Regions from separate parts of the Homo sapiens genome. Here region 1 is linked to region 2. A link is a loop called in an ENCODE intact Hi-C map of the cell type or tissue named here. Cell type or tissue: heart left ventricle. All regions are shown on one strand. Each heading gives the region's core, and the rest is flanking DNA. Links, peaks and the distances in the headings are about the cores only.

Region 1 (8,338 bases), core at 94-8,093, 66 kb after region 2:
TCACTTTCAGGTACACCAATCAGACGTAGATTTGGTCTTTTCACATAGTTCCATATTTCTTGGAGGCTTTGCTCATTTCTTTTTATTCTTTTTTCTCTAAACTTCCCTTCTCACTTCATTTCATTCATTTCATCTTCCATTGCTGATACCCTTTCTTCCACTTGATCGCATTGGCTCCTGAGGCTTCTGCATTCTTCACGTAGTTCTCGAGCCTTGGTTTTCAGCTCCATCAGCTCCTTTAAGCACTTCTCTGTATTGGTTATTCTAGTTATATATTCTTCTAAATTTTTTTTCAAAGTTTTCAACTTCTTTGCCTTTGGTTTGAATGTCCTCCCGTAGCTCAGAGTAATTTGATCATCTGAAGCCTTCTTCTCTCAGCTTGTCAGTCATTCTCCATCCAGCTTTGTTCCATTGCTGGTGAGGAACTGCGTTCCTTTGGAGGAGGGGAGGCGCTCTACTTTTTAGAGGTTCCAGTTTTTCTGTTCTCTTTTTTCCCCATCTTTGTGGTTTTATCTACTTTTGGTCTTTGATGATGGTGATGTACAGATGGGTTTTTGGTGTGGATGTCCTTTCTGTTTGTTAGTTTTCCTTCTAACAGACAGGACCCTCAGTTGCAGGTCTGTTGGAATACCCTGCCGTGTGAGGTGTCAGTGTGCCCCTGCTGGGGGGTGCCTCCCAGTTAGGCTGCTCGGGGGTCAGGGGTCAGGGACCCACTTGAGGAGGCAGTCTGCCCGTTCTCAGATCTCCAGCTGCATGCTGGGAGAACCACTGCTCTCTTCAAAGCTGTCAGACAGGGACATTTAAGTCTGCAGAGGTTACTGCTGTCTTTTTGTTTGTCTGTGCCCTGCCCCCAGAGGTGGAGCCTACAGAGGCAGGCAGGCCTCCTTCAGCTGTGGTGGGGTCCACCCAGTTCGAGCTTCCCGGCTGCTTTGTTTACCTAATCAAGCCTGGGCAATGGCGGACGCCCCTCCCCCAGCCTCACTGCCGCCTTGCAGTTTGATCTCAGACTGCTGTGCTAGCAATCAGCGAGACTCCGTGGGCGTAGGAGCCTCCGAGCCAGGTGCGGGATATAATCTTGTGGTGCGCCGTTTTTTAAGCCCATCAGAAAAGCACAGTATTCGGGTGGGAGTGACCCAATTTTCCAGGTGCCGTCCGTCACCCCTTTCTTTGACTCAGAAAGGGAACTCCCTGACCCCTTGCGCTTCCCAAGTGAGGCAATGCCTCGCCCTGCTTTGGCTGACGCACGGTGTGCACACCCACTGACCTGCGCCCACTGTCTGGCACTCCCTAGTGAGATGAACCCGGTACCTCAGATGGAAATGCAGAAATCACCCATCTTCTGCGTCGCTCACGCTAGGAGCTGTAGACTGGAGCTGTTCCTATTCGGCCATCTTGGCTCCTCCCCCAGAAAAATACTTCTTATAAGGAATTGGCTCATGCAATTACGGAGGCTGACAAGCCCCAACATCTGCAGTGGGCAAACTGGAGACCCGGGAAAAGGATAATGTAGTTTCAGCTTGAAGGCCAGTAGGCTTGAGAGCCAGGAAGAGCTGATGTTTCAGTTTGAGTATGAAATCAGGAAAAATCCATTTGTCAGCTTGAAGGCCATCAGTCAGCAGAAATTACCTCTTATTTGAGGGATGGTCAGCTTTTTGTTTTATTCAGGCCTCCAACTGATTGGATGAGGACCATTCACATTATAGAAGACAGACTGCTTTACTCAGTCTACTGGTTTAAATGTTAATTTCTTTTTCATTTTTTTTTTTTTGAGACAGAATCTCCCTTTGTCACCCGGGCTGGAGTGCGATGGCGTGATCTCGGCTCACTGAAATTCTCCACCTCCTGGGTTCAAGTGACCCTCCCACCTCAGCCTCTTGAGTAGCTGGGACCACAGGCATGCATCACCATGCCTGGCTACTTTTTTTGTATTTTTAGTAGAGATGGGGTTTCACCATGTTGGCTAGGCTGGCCTTGAACTCCTGACCTTAAGTGATCTGCCTGCCTAGGCCTCACAAATTCCTCGGATTACAGGCCTAACTCACCGTGCCCAGCCTTAAATGTTAATTTCTTCTGAAACACTCACAGACATAACCGGAATAACATTTGAACAAATATCTGGGCACCCCATAGCCCAGTCAAGCTGATACGTAAAATTAACAGTCACACCCTGATTTAAGGGTATTGAGGATTTGTTATCATCAGTTGCTATGGGGCCAGTTCCTCACTGTTTTCTGATGAATATCAGGTCAGAAAATCAAACTTGATATCCTTTACCTTATCTAGTACCTGTCTGCAGAAGACGTGCTGGCAGTATTTGTTGCATGTAAATAAACGTAGTTATAAATTGGAAGATCAGGTCTTCTGTAAGCTGACTAGGACAGATATCATGTGACTTCTCCAAGTGAGAAAACAGAGGCTGAAGCTGGGGCATACACTCCTTGGTTCTCCAATCCCACACACAATGAGATGGGGCTGCTGTGACATCATCTGACAATTCATATCCTGCTTTGACCTCTGCAAGTATTGAGATCAGTGAATCCCACCCAGCCCTCATCCCTGTGCCTCTAGACCATTGCTCTGAACTCTCTGATGCTATGCCACCACCTCAAAAGCATGCCCGCTCTGCAGCCTTCTGCCTGGAGGCAGCTCATCCTCCTGTTTTCCTGAACCACAGAGCTTTATTGTCATTGGTGCCCTGGAGTAAGTGGCAATTCAAGCTCCTCTAATTCTAAAATTAAAGCAAATTCCTGGCCCATTTTATATCTTTCGGGGTTATAACTGAGTTGGAAATTGCAGTAAACATGTAAGTGTTGAGTGTTAGCAATAGTGGAGAGGGAGTGGGCTTGAAGTCTGACCTAGGTTCAAGTCATAGCCATGCCATTAATTAGCTGCGTGATTCTGAGCAAGTTTCTTAACGTTTCCCTGCTTGATGTCTTCATTTGAAAGTGGATATAATAGTTCTTACCTTGCAGGGTGGTTTTGAGGGTTAGGATGGGAGTCCACTCTTCTTCCTGTTCCTATTTCTGAGTATTGAGCCATGTAAGGATGTGTGCTCTTCTAGGCTGGACCTGTCTCTTACTGCTTCTTACTGGTAAGAAAACAAAATGCTGCTGGTTCACTGGCCTGAGAAGCCTGACTCTCAGTTCACTGATTCTCTATCTTGAATTGCAGGTGGGTCCTTTTTTTTTTTTTGAGATACAGTCTCGCTGTGTCACCCAGGCTGGCATGCAGTGGCCGGATCTCAGCTCACTGCAAACTCTTCCTCTCAGGTTCAAGTGATTCTCATGCCTCAGCCTCCTGAGTAGCTGCCATTACAGGCGCCTGCCACCATGCCTGTCTAATTTTTGTATTTTTAGTACAGACGGGGTTTTGCCATGTTGGCCAGGCTGGTCTCGAGCTCCTGACCTTAAGTGATCCACCCACCTCAGCCTGCCAAAGTGCTGGAATTACAGGCATGAGCCACCACACCTGGCCAAGCACAGGTAGGGTCTGAATTTCAGTTTTCTAAGAAGGTCCCTTTAGGGTCATGATCAGAAAGCATCCCTGAAATGCCCCTAAGTTTCTGTGAGGAAGAAATGCTTAAGAGGGTGTTTGGGAGGTACCGGATGGGCTGTCTGCTCTCTACTTGCTGGATCATCTACTTTGCTTTAGAATCTTGCTTCTTTAGGCATTGTGTAAGGCTGAATAGTGGTCCTCCATTGAATTCTTAGATCCAATGAATCTGTTACTTTCCATGGCAAAAAGTGCTTTGCAGATGTAATTAAGGTTATAGAACTCAAGATAGAGAGATTGTCTTGGATTATCTAGGTGGGCTCAATATAATCTCTAGAGTCTTTAGAAGCAGAGAAATTTATCTGGTTAGAGTCAGAGAGAAGTGGTAGGGGAGGAAGCAAGAGAGATTAGGCAGAAAGAGAGGTCCTATAGGCGACAGCAGGCTTTCTAATCCTCAGCCCCTGATTGAGAGCATCCATTCAACACTGCAGGCATCTTTCAAGCAAAGGCAGAGAGAAGAACAGGGAGAAAAAAAATTCCTAGGGAAAACATTGAGAAAAGATAACCAGAGGGGGCTGAGACATGCATTCTCAGAGCACCCACCCCCTTCACCTACCTGCCATGAGGTAGAATAAATGCAGGAGTGAGGTAGAGGCAGAGATATTCTGGGAGGATGGAGCATCTATCCTGTCTTTTCCATGGAAATATAAGTATCTTGGGGTAGCAGAGGCGGGGAATGTAAGAAGGTGTGGAGAAGGGCGGGGGGTGGTCAACATTCTTCTTTAACATACATCAAAAAATTGTGTTTACATGTGGGTGTGTGGCTGGGGTGCTGCATTTCCTCCTCTTTTATGGAACATTTTTGTCTTAGTACTTGGATTATTGGAAACTTTCAGCAGCACCTGTGCAGGAAGAATGCCTAAGGCAGGAGGAAGGAAATGAGGATGATATTAAAGTGAAACAAAACATGAAGTTCTTGAATATGAGGTCATCTGGTCCAACCTCCTATTGTCTCTGCAAACTTCCTTGGCTCTGGGGTTGGGCATGCATGTCAGACGAAGGGAATAAGACCACCCTATCTCTCCAGCCACAGTGGTCGAGACTTAGGATAGTGCATCTGCCCCCTTTGGAAGCAGTGAGATGCCATCTCAGGACTCCCACTACTCCCACTACTACTGTGGGAGAAGTGTGCCCTTTTTTCCACTGGACTTATACAAATGAAAATTTAAGTCCAGAGCTGGTAACAGTCACTCTGCCACCAAGAGGAGAGGGCTTGTTGAGAGTGAAGCCCACATAGGGGTGGACAGAGCAGGGGGAAGGAGAAAAAATTGACCTTAGGAGTCTTGTTTACATGTTAGAATTCTTCAGTCATACTCACCCATCAATGAGAATGCTTGATTGAGCTTGAGTTGAGTTTTCTATTTGCAGTCAGAATATTCCTGATAGACATGGTTTCACTATGTAGATATAGGGAATGTGAGGACTAGAGTAGGGGAAGTGACATCTCCAATGACACATGTATAACAAGTAGGATTTGTCATCTCAGCCATTCACTTCTATGGAACCTCAGAATCAGGAAACCAGCTACATTCTGAATACATGGAGTTTGCACAGATAGCCCTGTAATCTATGCAACTTATTTCTGAATTCCCTCACAATTGGTTTTAAGGGCTGTTCCTGGTTGTCATATTCTCCTATTCTAGTACTTCTGGTAATAGCTGGAATTGAGTCAAACACTCTTACCATACAATTGAATTAACATGTTTAATTGACAGGGAACATAATATCTCTCTCACACACACACACACACCCCACCACATTTAATGAGTGATGCTTTACATCTGGAGAGAGGGCTACTATTTTTTTTTTTTTTTTGGTAGAGATGGGGTCTCACTATATTGCCCAGGCTGGTCTCAAACTCCTGGGCTCAACTGACCCACCTGCCTAGGCGTTCCAAAATGCTGGGATTATAGGTGTGAGCCACCATTCCCAGCTGAGATACTTTTTAGTCCAGATGTCACCATTTTCCTGTTTTGAAGATATGTCCCTGAATGCTCCCCATGGTCAATGTTGGTCATTCATTTATTTGGTTTGGTTCTTCCCTTTTTGCACTCTAATGGTACCAAATCCTGGAAGTGGAGAGGATATTCTTTTTGCTGATTTGCTACCTCTCTGTACCCACAGTATACATTTATTCACACAGGTGCTGGTATTGGAATCTGCTATGGAAACTCCTTTCTGAGAACCTTTAATGTATTCATTCATTCAACAATTATTGAATGCTCACTATGTGCTAGACACAAAGGTATGAACAACAAAGATGACTCTCAGACCTCACAGAAGGTTCCAGTACATTCCAGAGGGTCTGGGAGCTATGTTGTCTTTCTTGTAGCTTCTCTGGATTTACACAGCCTGTGGATTTATGTTGATAATTCTTTGCTTATTGTGTACAGGGTGAAGGTTGCTGGTAGGGAGGGAAACATCATTTCACTGGTGATAATCATCTTTCTGTTTTTAATCCTTCCCCCTGTCGGCTGGAGAGTCATTTCCTGTTCCCCTTTGTTTCTCCCTTCCTGTTGATCCGCTAAAGACCTCTCTACCCACTGACTCCTCTGGCCCCTTTGTAGTGCATTCTAGTACCAAGTGTATGCTAGCAGACTTAATACGTGCTGAACAGTGTACTAAGCGCCTTACACGCACCATTCGTTTAACCCTTACTACAACACTGTGAAGCTCTGCAGTTGTGTCTCAGAAGTGGATTTTTTCTAAGGTGAATTAACATCAAATATTTATTTCAATTTTATTCAATTTCACTCTATTAGTATTTGAATTCTGAATGTTCAGAATTAGATTTGGTTAATATTTAGCCTTGACTGCCTCTTAGATGCCTGGTGCTTCAGTAATATGCAATAGACAGAGACAACATTAAGCCTAAGGTGCATTCATACCACTGCTGACCTGGCCTGGCCACTTTGGGCATCAACATTATGAGCATGGTTGAGGTCTACACACTTCAATGATCTAACTTCAGGAATACCTACTGAGGAGAGCGGGACATCCGGCTTCTGAGTAGGAAGCTCCGTAATGCCAGCAATGAAAGAGAAAATTAAATATGGGTGATGTTGAGAAAGGCAAGATTTTTGTTCAGAAGTGTGCCCACTGCCACACCATGGAAAAGGGAGGCAAACACAAGACTGGGACTAATCTCCATGGTCTCTTCATGTGAAAGACAGATCAGGCTGTTGGATTCTGTTAACACAGACGCCAATAAGAACAAAGGCATCACCTGGAGAGAGGATGCACTGATGAAATATTTGGAGAATCCCAAGAAGTAGATATCTGGAACAAAAATGATCTTTGCTGGCATTAAGAAGGCAGAAAGAAGGCAGAAAGGGCAGATTTGATAGCTTATATAAAAAAAAAGCTACTATGAGTAATAATACATCACTGCCTCATTTATTACAAAACAGAAATGTCTCATGACTTTTTTATGTGTACCATAATTTAATAGATTACATACACCAGAATTCAGATCATGAATGACTGAAAAAACATTTTCATTGGGCAGTCCTGATTTAAAACTAAGATTGTCTTGTGGTTAAATTAATATGTTTGGGTTTTTTGAATTTTGTTTGTTTTGTTTTTTTTTTTGAGATGGAATTTTGCTCTTGCTGCCCAGGCTGGAGTGCGATGGCATGATCTTGGCTCACTGCAACCTCTACCTCCCGGGTTTAAGTGATTCTCTTGCCTCAGTCTCCTGAGTAGCTGGGATTACAGGTGTCTGCCACCACGCCCGGCTAATTTTTGTATTTTTAGTAGAGACAGGGTTTCACCATGTTGGCCAGGCTGGTATGAAACCTGGTATCAAACCTGTTGGCCAGGCTGGTATTAACCTCAAGTGATCTGCCTGCCTTGGCCTCCCAAAGTGCTGAGATTACAGATGTGAGCCACTGCACCTGGCCTCATTTGTCTCTTAAAGGCAAGGGCTGAAGATAATATAGCAATGTCTTTTTTATATTTTTGGCCTTAACTATGCCAATCTAATTAGAATTCACTGTATTTAAAATGGTTCCTTTTACTTATTGAAACACATTTTAGTGTGGTTTATGTGTAATATCAAATGAAGATTATTTAACTCTTCTCACATTTTATAGATGATCTATAAAGTCAGATGTCTTTAAAATAGTAGCAAGTTAAACTTCACTCTTGAATTCTTACTATCTAAGTCAGACTACATTATAATTTAAGATTGTCTTTAAACAGCCATCCAGGAACATAAAACTGTAGAACTACTGTGTATTTGTGATTGGGAATAGTGCTTTTGCCAACTTATAAGGATTAGAGTAGAGGAGATATACACAAATTTAAAAATTATGTGTGATCATAAGACTTAAGATAATTAAAAACAAAATCACAGATCAAAAAAACAAAAAACAAAAAAACCTACTGAGAGCCAGATCAAGATGGAGTAGTAAGTTCAAGAACTGCCTCCACTCTAGAAACATAGGCCTACTGAATAAAGTAAAAAGAGAAAACAGAAGGTGGCATAGTCAGGCCCAACTACAAGACAAGCGCTTTTGAAGATCCAGGCTGGCACAGAAACACAAACTGTGATCAGGGCTGCAAGGCTTGGTGGACTTGCTGGGTTTTGGATGCAGTGGCAGTCAGTGGTGGCAAAGGAGTCAAAAGTGTTCCCTGAGAGATGGGAAAGCAGAGGCAGGTTCTCAGCCACGGAGGCCCAGGGCTAAGGTGAGTTTCATGTCTCATCTCCTATCCTTATAGAAGGAGGCTGGAAATGAACATGTGCCAAGTGCTGAAGGAGCAGTGGCTTCCATCCAGCTCTAGA
Region 2 (8,338 bases), core at 142-8,141:
ACATAGGTGTGGAGCTCTCAAATGTTATTTTCTTTGATCATCTGAATGTCCCTGGGAAACGTGCTTGGTAGTATTTTTTTGGAGATATCTGTGTGTATACACACACACACACACACACACACACACACACACATGATTATACCATAATTGCTTCATTCACTTAACAATATTGAAAACGCATCTCTCCATCTCAAAAAAATCATTTCCCATCCTCTCCAAATAGCTCTATTGTCTTTGTAAAAGTAACACATGCTAGTTGTAAAAAAAAAATTAAAGAAGATGGAAGAGAACCAAAAAGGAAGTAAAATGTCACCTGAAATCCCACCACCACAGATAATGGGAGTCGATTATTGTTACTTTAGACATAAATATCTCAGTGTGTTCATGACTGTAATTTTCCATACACAGATTCATACTATACAAGCTATTCTGCCATTGACCTTCTCACTCAGCAAGATGTCATGAACATTTTCCCATATCAATAAATAGTAGCCTACATCATCATATTTAATGGATGCATATTATTTTATTGTTGTATGTGTATCATTATTTACTTAACTGGTCCCCATCGATTGACAATAAGGTATTTCCAACTTTTCACTGTTATGGATAGCTCTCTGATAGACACCTCCTGAGAGGAGGTATGGGGCCTGGAGTGCCAAGTCCAGTGAGAACATGATGTAGACAGACTGCTTTTCCCAGGTAGGTAGGAAGAGACTGTTCTCTCCTTGGGATCCTGGCACTTTGGGTGTTCACAGCCCTAGGGAAAATCACCAGGCAAAGAAAAGGGCCTTGTTAGGCAAATAACTTGTTTGTGTAAAAGAGATGCAGTCCCTACACTACTGATCTGGGAGGAAGTCTCAACAGAAGAGGGACTGGATTGCCCATGTTTCCTGCAGGTAAGAGGTATTCACTTGGGAAAGACCCGCGGAATCTCACCTGGAGAGGTAAAGCAGTGCTGTGTCCTCCGACCTTCCTCACTGCATTCCAACCTGTACAAGTTGTCTGGTTCCCAAAAAAATTGGCCCCTTCATTGTGTCAATTGTCTTCTCATGAACATGCAACAACCTTTCAGCCTTTTTGTGGTAGAGTTTATGATGATGCCTAAGAGTCAATGTTCCTCCCTGCAGCTCTTGGATAAGAAGGGTTATACAGTCTCTTTCTTCATTTAAATTAAGCTTGGCCACATGATTGGGTTTGGCTCAGGGAGTATGAATGGAAGTAATTTGTGCCACTTCTGAGTATTGAAGCCTTAGGAGCCAACCTCTGGTTCCCCACTTCCCTTCTTTCCCTTCTGCTTTGACACCAGTGAAGTCCAAGGCATAGGTATTCTCTTACATCCTTTTGAGTCTTGGAGTGAAAAGCAGAAAGTTCATCACTGACTTATGGATGGACATTAACATGAGCAAGAAATAAACTTTTTTGCTACTGCAAGGCAATGAGATTTGGGTGTTGTTTTTTAATACAGCGGCCTCCGTTGCCTGAAGTATTCTTCAAAGACAAACTTCTTTTTTAAATTATGACACCAGCTCTATCGTGACTATCAGATTGTCTATGCCTGTCAGTTAGAGTCCTTCCTGTCTCCCCTGTGGAACAGCTTCCTTGCACTTACTGAGTCTGCATCTAGCTAATTGACCTATGGCAGTCATTTTGTTTTTAAATATGAGAAGGTTCTAGTTGTTAGTGGCAGGTCCTATATGAACCCATTCTTGCAAACCCGATAGATAGTTGTTATGTTGCCATGAAAGTCTTGGATCACAATCTTCCCAGCTTACAAGTTCTTCCAAACAAACTTAATCGTTAGTAAGCAAGCATAGGCAGTCAACACACCTGTCTGTCATTAGGGGGTAGTTATTTTCTTTTCCCTTGGGTATACTGGCCAGCAAATCTTTCATGAAAAGCTCACTTGGAAGTGAAATGTTGATGTTTTACCATCAACATTTTACTGGCAGGATCCTCTAGGAAATAGAAAGATGCAGAACCAAAGGGCAGTGCATTTGTGGTAGACGGGAAAGACAATATGCTATGAGCTTTTAGAGCTTGCTTGTGTATGGCATTGTGATCATTCTATTCTGAGTAGTGTGGGTCCATGATCTTAGATGACAGGCTCTTGAAGGAAAAAGGAAAACCCATCTAAAGGCTACATCAGCAGCCAAATGGATGTCCTTTATTGTCTTTGCAATTTTTTTTTTGTTTGTTTGAGACAGTCTCGCTCTGTCACCCAGGCTGGAGTGCAGTGGCATGATCTCGGCTCACTGCAACCTCTGCCTCCTGGGTTCAAGTGATTTTCCTGTCTCAGCCTCCTGAGTAGCTGGGACTACAGGTGCATGCCACCACACCCAGCTGATTTTTGTATTTTTAGTAGAGATGGGGTTTCACTATATTGGTCGGGCTGGTCTCGAACTCCTGACCTCAGGTGATCCACCTGCCTCAGTCTCCCAAAATGCTGGGATTACAGGCATGAGCCTCCGTGCCTGGCATCTTTGCATCTTTTTGATAAGGGCTAGATTTACATTGGTGGGGTGAAGTCAAATAACCCAGAAAGCTGGAGTTGGAATAACTCTTGAGGAACATCTAGCTCAAAATGTCTGGGAGTGGGAAAAGAGGCCCAGAGAGGGGAAGGTGCTTGTCAAAAGTTATACACAGCCAGTGAAATCTGGGGCTGCAGACCTGGTCTTGACTAAATTTAAAAAAATCCTAAAATTTCTTGACATTACCATAGTAGTTTATTACTGTTCTCAGTTCTACTGGATGTTTTGTATCATTTTTGGGGGATACTGACCGTCTTAGTCCATTTTGCATTGTTAAACAGAATATCAACCTTTGGACATTTATAAAGGAAAGAAATTTATTTTTCACATTTCTGGAGGTTGGGAAGTCCAAGGTCCAGGGGACCACATCAAGTGAGGACCCTCTTGCTGAGTCATGACATGTGGTGAGAGAGAGCAGGAGGGAGAGCAAGAGATCAAACTCATGGCCTCTAACCCTTTCATAACTGGTATTAATTCATTCATGAGGGTGGAACATAAACACCTCCTGTTAGTCCCCTCCTCCCGACATTGTTGCATTGCGGATTCAATTTCCAACACATGCTTTTTGGGGGACACATTCAGACCATAGCACTGATTATTCCTGAACCATTCGGGGCATGGATAGGTTCTCTATCTATGGCAGTGAACTCTTCTCCAGCTGAAATGATTTCCCTGTTGCTCACTCTGTGGGACAGAGTTGTAGAAATATTCAGGATTATAACCAGGCAGAGTGTCACTAGTGAGAGGAACAGAAGTTTGTTTCCATAGGAACAGTATAGTGGTTTTTAGAAATGATAAAATGAACTTGAGAATTGAGGTCATCTATGTCCACATACCTTAACTATTGGGACTGATAACTGAGACTTACTGTGGCAATATGACTTAACTAATTGTTACAGGAAATTAAGGCCTGGGAAGATATGGCTGTAAACCAATAAATCACTGTTGGCTTTTATCTGAACAATTTATACGAACAAATAGTTTACTCCTCTGGGCCAACAGCTCTCCTATCAGGACAATAGATTACTCATCTGGACAAACAATTTGCTCAACAAACAATGGTTTTTTATTAATATTTGCTTCCAGGCACTTCCCTTCCTGTGCCTGTCAATCCTAAACTATAATGTCACAAACTTTGTCCAATCCTGTTACCTACCTTGAAAGAGTGACCTTGTATCACTTGAGTCAAGACCCCCAAGTCCTATAAATATAGGACTTTTGAGAAAATACTGGGATTTCATCCAGGTGATATTTTTTCTTTCTACAGTAGGTCTAATCAATGTAGCTTTTGCTGGTCAATAGGTTTTCTGGTGGTGTTTTGAAGAGCTACCAGCTGTCAATCTACTCTTTCCCCAGGGTTACTTGAGGGCATTTTACATCCCATTTTTTTTTTTCCTGAGGGCATTTTGTTTCCTTTTTGGGCCATCTTTATTTCTCTAATGGTGATGATTAGAGTTGCCTTTATGAATGTAGTTTAGCTCATCAGTATATAGGGTCACTGATACTCCTAAGAGGGTTCATATAGTATGTCAATGTCAGTCTGAAAAGGCATCCTACATAGATCAGCTTTTCTAACTTCCTCATTTTGCACAAGGAAAAATTGAGGTTCTGGGACAAATCTCTTTCTGATTTTGGGGACAATGTTCAAGTTGGATACTTCAAGCAACATCATTTCTTCTCCGAGCCCCTATTTTTTTTTTTTTTTTTTTTGAAACAGAGTCTTGCTCTGTTACCCAAGTTGGAGGGCAGTGGTCTAAACTCGGCTCACTGCAGACTCCATCTCCCCAGCCTCAAGTGATCCTCCCACTACTTCTTCTTCTTTTTTTTGAGACAGGGTCTCATACTGTCGCCCTGGGTGGAGTACAATGGCGACACTGCAACCTCCACCTCCTGGGTTCAAGCGATTCTCCCACCTCAGCCTCCCAAGTAGCTGGAACTACAGGGAACAGACACCACACCCAGCTAATTTTTGTATTGTTTGGTAGAGGCCAGGTTTCACCATGTTGGCCAGGCTGGTCTTGAACTCCTGACCTCAAGTGATCCACCTGCCTTGGCCTCCCAAAGTGCTGCTATTACAGGCATGAGCCACCGTGCCCGGCATGATCCTACCACTTCTACCTCCAGAATAGCTGGCACCACAATTGTGCGCCAGTGTGCCTGGCTAATTTTTTTTTTTGTATTGTTTTGTAGAGATAGGGTTTTGCCATGTAGCCCAGGCTGGTCTCGAATTCTTCGCCTCAAGCTATCCATTAGTCTCTGCCTCCAAAGTACTGAAACTACAGGCAGGAGCCACAGCTCCCAGCCCTAGTCCCGAATTTTTAATTCAATCAATAAATCACTGATTGCCCACTCTTGAAACCTTGTTTAAAGAAGTGGCCTCCTTTCTCGTTGTGACTCACAAAGAAAACTCCTTGCTGGCATTAAGATAGGACTCAGGAAGGAGCTGAGAAGGAGGTAAGTGGTTTAGGGAATTCAGGCTCTTCGGTGGCCAGAGGGGTAGGGCCAAGGCAGTAGCACTGGGGGCCCTCCTTTCATTTTCTAATTCTTTTTGTTTCTTCTAGCCCATTTCTTTTTTTCCTGTTCCAAGTTGTTCTTCAGGTGTTGTGTAGAAAGTGAAAATTACTGGTGGGAGTCAGGACTCTCTGGGATTAATAGAAAGCTGGGCCCCAGTGGAAAATATGAGAGCAGCACTTTGGGTTTTTTTGAAGACAGTAGAAATGTAGACTTGTTATGGAATTTTCTGCAAAACCTCAAGAGGTTTTAGGCACTATAGGAAAGTACGGACTTTGAAATCAGCTGGACCTGGCTACCAGTTATGAACTGTATATCACAGTCCAGTTAATTTATTGGACTCTCAGTTTCCTTATATGTGAAATAGATGTAACCTAGTCATAGAATTATTGTGAGAGTTAAATGAAATGGTATGTACGATGTGCTTCACAGAATTCCTGGCATATAACACATGCTCATTAAATATTAGCTATTCATTATCATTATTGAGAAAGCAAATTTTTCAGGAAGGAATAGTGTTTGATTGAGGCCCTGAGCCTTATAGAATAAAAACAACTGCTATCCTTTTTATCATCTGTTGCCTGGAAGCCTAAAATTCAAAAAGGAAGAAGTGAAATATGTGCATATATATATGTATACACACACACACACACACACACACATATATATATATACACACACACACATTCCTTACCCTCTGATTAAGTATAGTACTGCGCACAGTGCTCGTCTCAGGGGTAGATACAATGAAGGATGAGGTTTGATTCCTGCCACAGGGAGTCTGCAGTATAGCCGGGGCAGTGAGATACACAGCCAGATAACAGTAGTGAGCAGAGTTTTGTAGGAATGTAACTCTGCAGGAATAATTCAGCACTGTCCCAGTGACAAATGGGCTTCTGTCTGTGTGTTGTTCCTGGGAGTGGAGAGCTCATAAAAAAACAGGGACAGGTGAAGAAGCAGGTATTGGAATAATAGCAGGTTTCATTTTAGCTTCAGAACTGCTGCCTTTGGCCACTGCCTCTACTGATGCACAGGAGAGGTCAGTGTAGTCACCAGGATGTCAGAGGAATCTTCAAAAGATGCTTAACTCCAAGTAAACTTTGTGCAAAAGCAGGAGCCTTAAGGGATCTGGAAATACCTCTTTATCCTCAGTCTGGCTCCTCATGACCTCCAGTGGCCTCCAGGGCAAGGAATCCTATATATGTGTTGCTCCTCAAAGCACTATCTCTTGTCCTGACTTCATGTCTGACTCTGAGTTCACTCGTGATACTGCTTTTTTTGTCTTGACTTGGATTTTTAAGTCTTACCCCTCCTCCCCTGATATTTGGCTCTTGGCTTATCCTTGGTTTAGAGTCGCCACTCTGCTCTCTGAAATCTGATCAATTGTCCTGGTGCTGCCCTGCTACAGGACTAGAGTTTAACCCATCACTTGAGACTATGTGGAACAGAAGAACCACCAATCCAAACCCTGATCAAATGTCTAACCCTCAGAATTATGAGAAATAACAACTCTTGTAGTTTTAAAACACTATGAAATCACTAATTGGGTACAATGTATGTCATTCAGGTGATGGATATCCTGAAAGTCCTGACTTAACCACTGCACAATCTATGCAAGCAACCAATTGTATTTGTACCCCCCATAAATTTATATAAATAAAAAAGACACTATGTTTTAGGGTGGTTTTTTACATAACAAGAGACAATTGAAATAACTCCTAATGGATCATCTGGAATTTAGACCCAAAGCCTTACAGGGTCCCTGTGATGGCTCCATGGAGCTTGGTGTTTGTGTCTGGGCAGTCTTGTCCAGTCTCGCTGTTTTTTCCTCCTTAGGGAGACAGTATATCCTTGAGGTTCAGAACACAGAATTTGGAGATAGCCAGACCTAGGACTGGATTCTGGCTCTGTTACATAAAGCTGTATGACCTTCATCTCTTTGTCCAAGAAAATGAGTATGTTAATATTAATTATCTCATAAGGGAGTTTGTGAGAATCAAATGAGATTTAACATCTATTAAGTGCTGAGAACAATCTCAGGCCTTTAATTAGTGCCCAGCACATATTAGCTGTTAAAAGTCATCCTTACACTGAATAATTGCTCTAACCTGTGTTATTATATTATCTCTCATATTATTTCTATCAAGTAGAGAATGTTTAATGAAGCCACACACCTGGTGACAACAAGCATAACAGGGTCTACTAGCTACCCAGGCTACACAGCCATGCACCCAACATTCCTTATTTCTCTTTCACCATGAAACCAGAAATGATGGGACAGAAAAATGTAGATACAGAAACAGAAATTACATGGGTTATGTGATCAGACAGTACTGACATCTAAATCTGGTTTTAGACTGATGTCTAAACCTGGCATAATTTGTAAACAAAGTTGTATGAAGATTAAACACTTGTGCTGTAAAAAGCCTAGCACAGAGCATGGTTCACAGCTGATGCTCATTCGATATCAGTTTCCTCACTTCCCCTAGCATTATTCATCGTAGGCCATTAAAAGGCTATTGGCTGCTGGCATCAGTGATGTGGTCACACAGAATGACATCTTCATTTTGCCCTTCTGTGGCCCCAGCATCTCAGGCAAGTTATGTCATGCTTCTGTGACTTAGTTTCTTCATCTTAAAAGTGGGGATGTGAATGGTTTGTGCCTCATGGAGAGGGTCTGGCTGATGTTCCAGTCCTATCTAGTCAGAGAGCAAAGGACTAAAGGACCCTGTGCTTCCAACTCTCGGCATTGCTCAGAGGATTACACCTAAGATGAGCACCATTTCTAAACATGTCCTTGTATTGGCAGAGTTGTACCTTGGCACTTTCCTCAGTCTTACTGTGGAAACAAGCTAACACACACATGTTTGGCATGCCTACATTGGGAAATCCACCCAAGTAACAGAATAGTAACTCAGCTGTGTTACTCTCCCAAGGTTTTAATCATGCTGGGACCTGTGATCTGAGATTAATGTAGCACAGAAGACAGGGCCTCAGGAAGAAACAAAGGAAAAATGCAGAGTTTGCACGAAGCCAATACTGGGTTGAAGAAGCTGAGGCTGAGAAATCTTGGCTTTTAGGAAAAGTGCTAGCATGATCCTTCTAGCCTGTGCTTGTTGTAAAATTAAGATCCCTTCAGATTCCTGGAATTATGGGAACAATTTGAACAGAGATTTCTTCTCTGGTGAGAGCATGAATAAACAGCTAACATCATCCCTTTTGCCTTTGTCACATTCATGAGCGGCTCTCAGCCCCATGGCTAAGAAGTGATCTGTGAGCTGGCATGTACCAGAGAT

What was found. Peaks named below come from ENCODE experiments on the same cell type or tissue, not always from the same donor. Only the 100,000 strongest peaks of a DNase experiment are listed, where the experiment ranks them.
Region 1: a loop joins it to region 2, with 2.3 times the contacts of the local background. A loop is called at or near these places in 4 of 110 quality-filtered maps.

The regions. Positions count from the first base shown.
Region 1 is chr11:57,998,782-58,007,119 of GRCh38, forward strand. It overlaps the pseudogene CYCSP26. Among named protein-coding and RNA genes, the nearest start is that of OR9Q1, 21 kb to the right of the region's middle. In heart left ventricle, for the core only: no CTCF peak of the experiment used is centred there; no DNase peak of the experiment used is centred there; H3K27ac peaks cover 2,604 bases.
Region 2 is chr11:57,932,640-57,940,977 of GRCh38, forward strand. No RefSeq gene overlaps it. Among named protein-coding and RNA genes, the nearest start is that of OR9Q1, 87 kb to the right of the region's middle. In heart left ventricle, for the core only: no CTCF peak of the experiment used is centred there; no DNase peak of the experiment used is centred there; H3K27ac peaks cover 829 bases.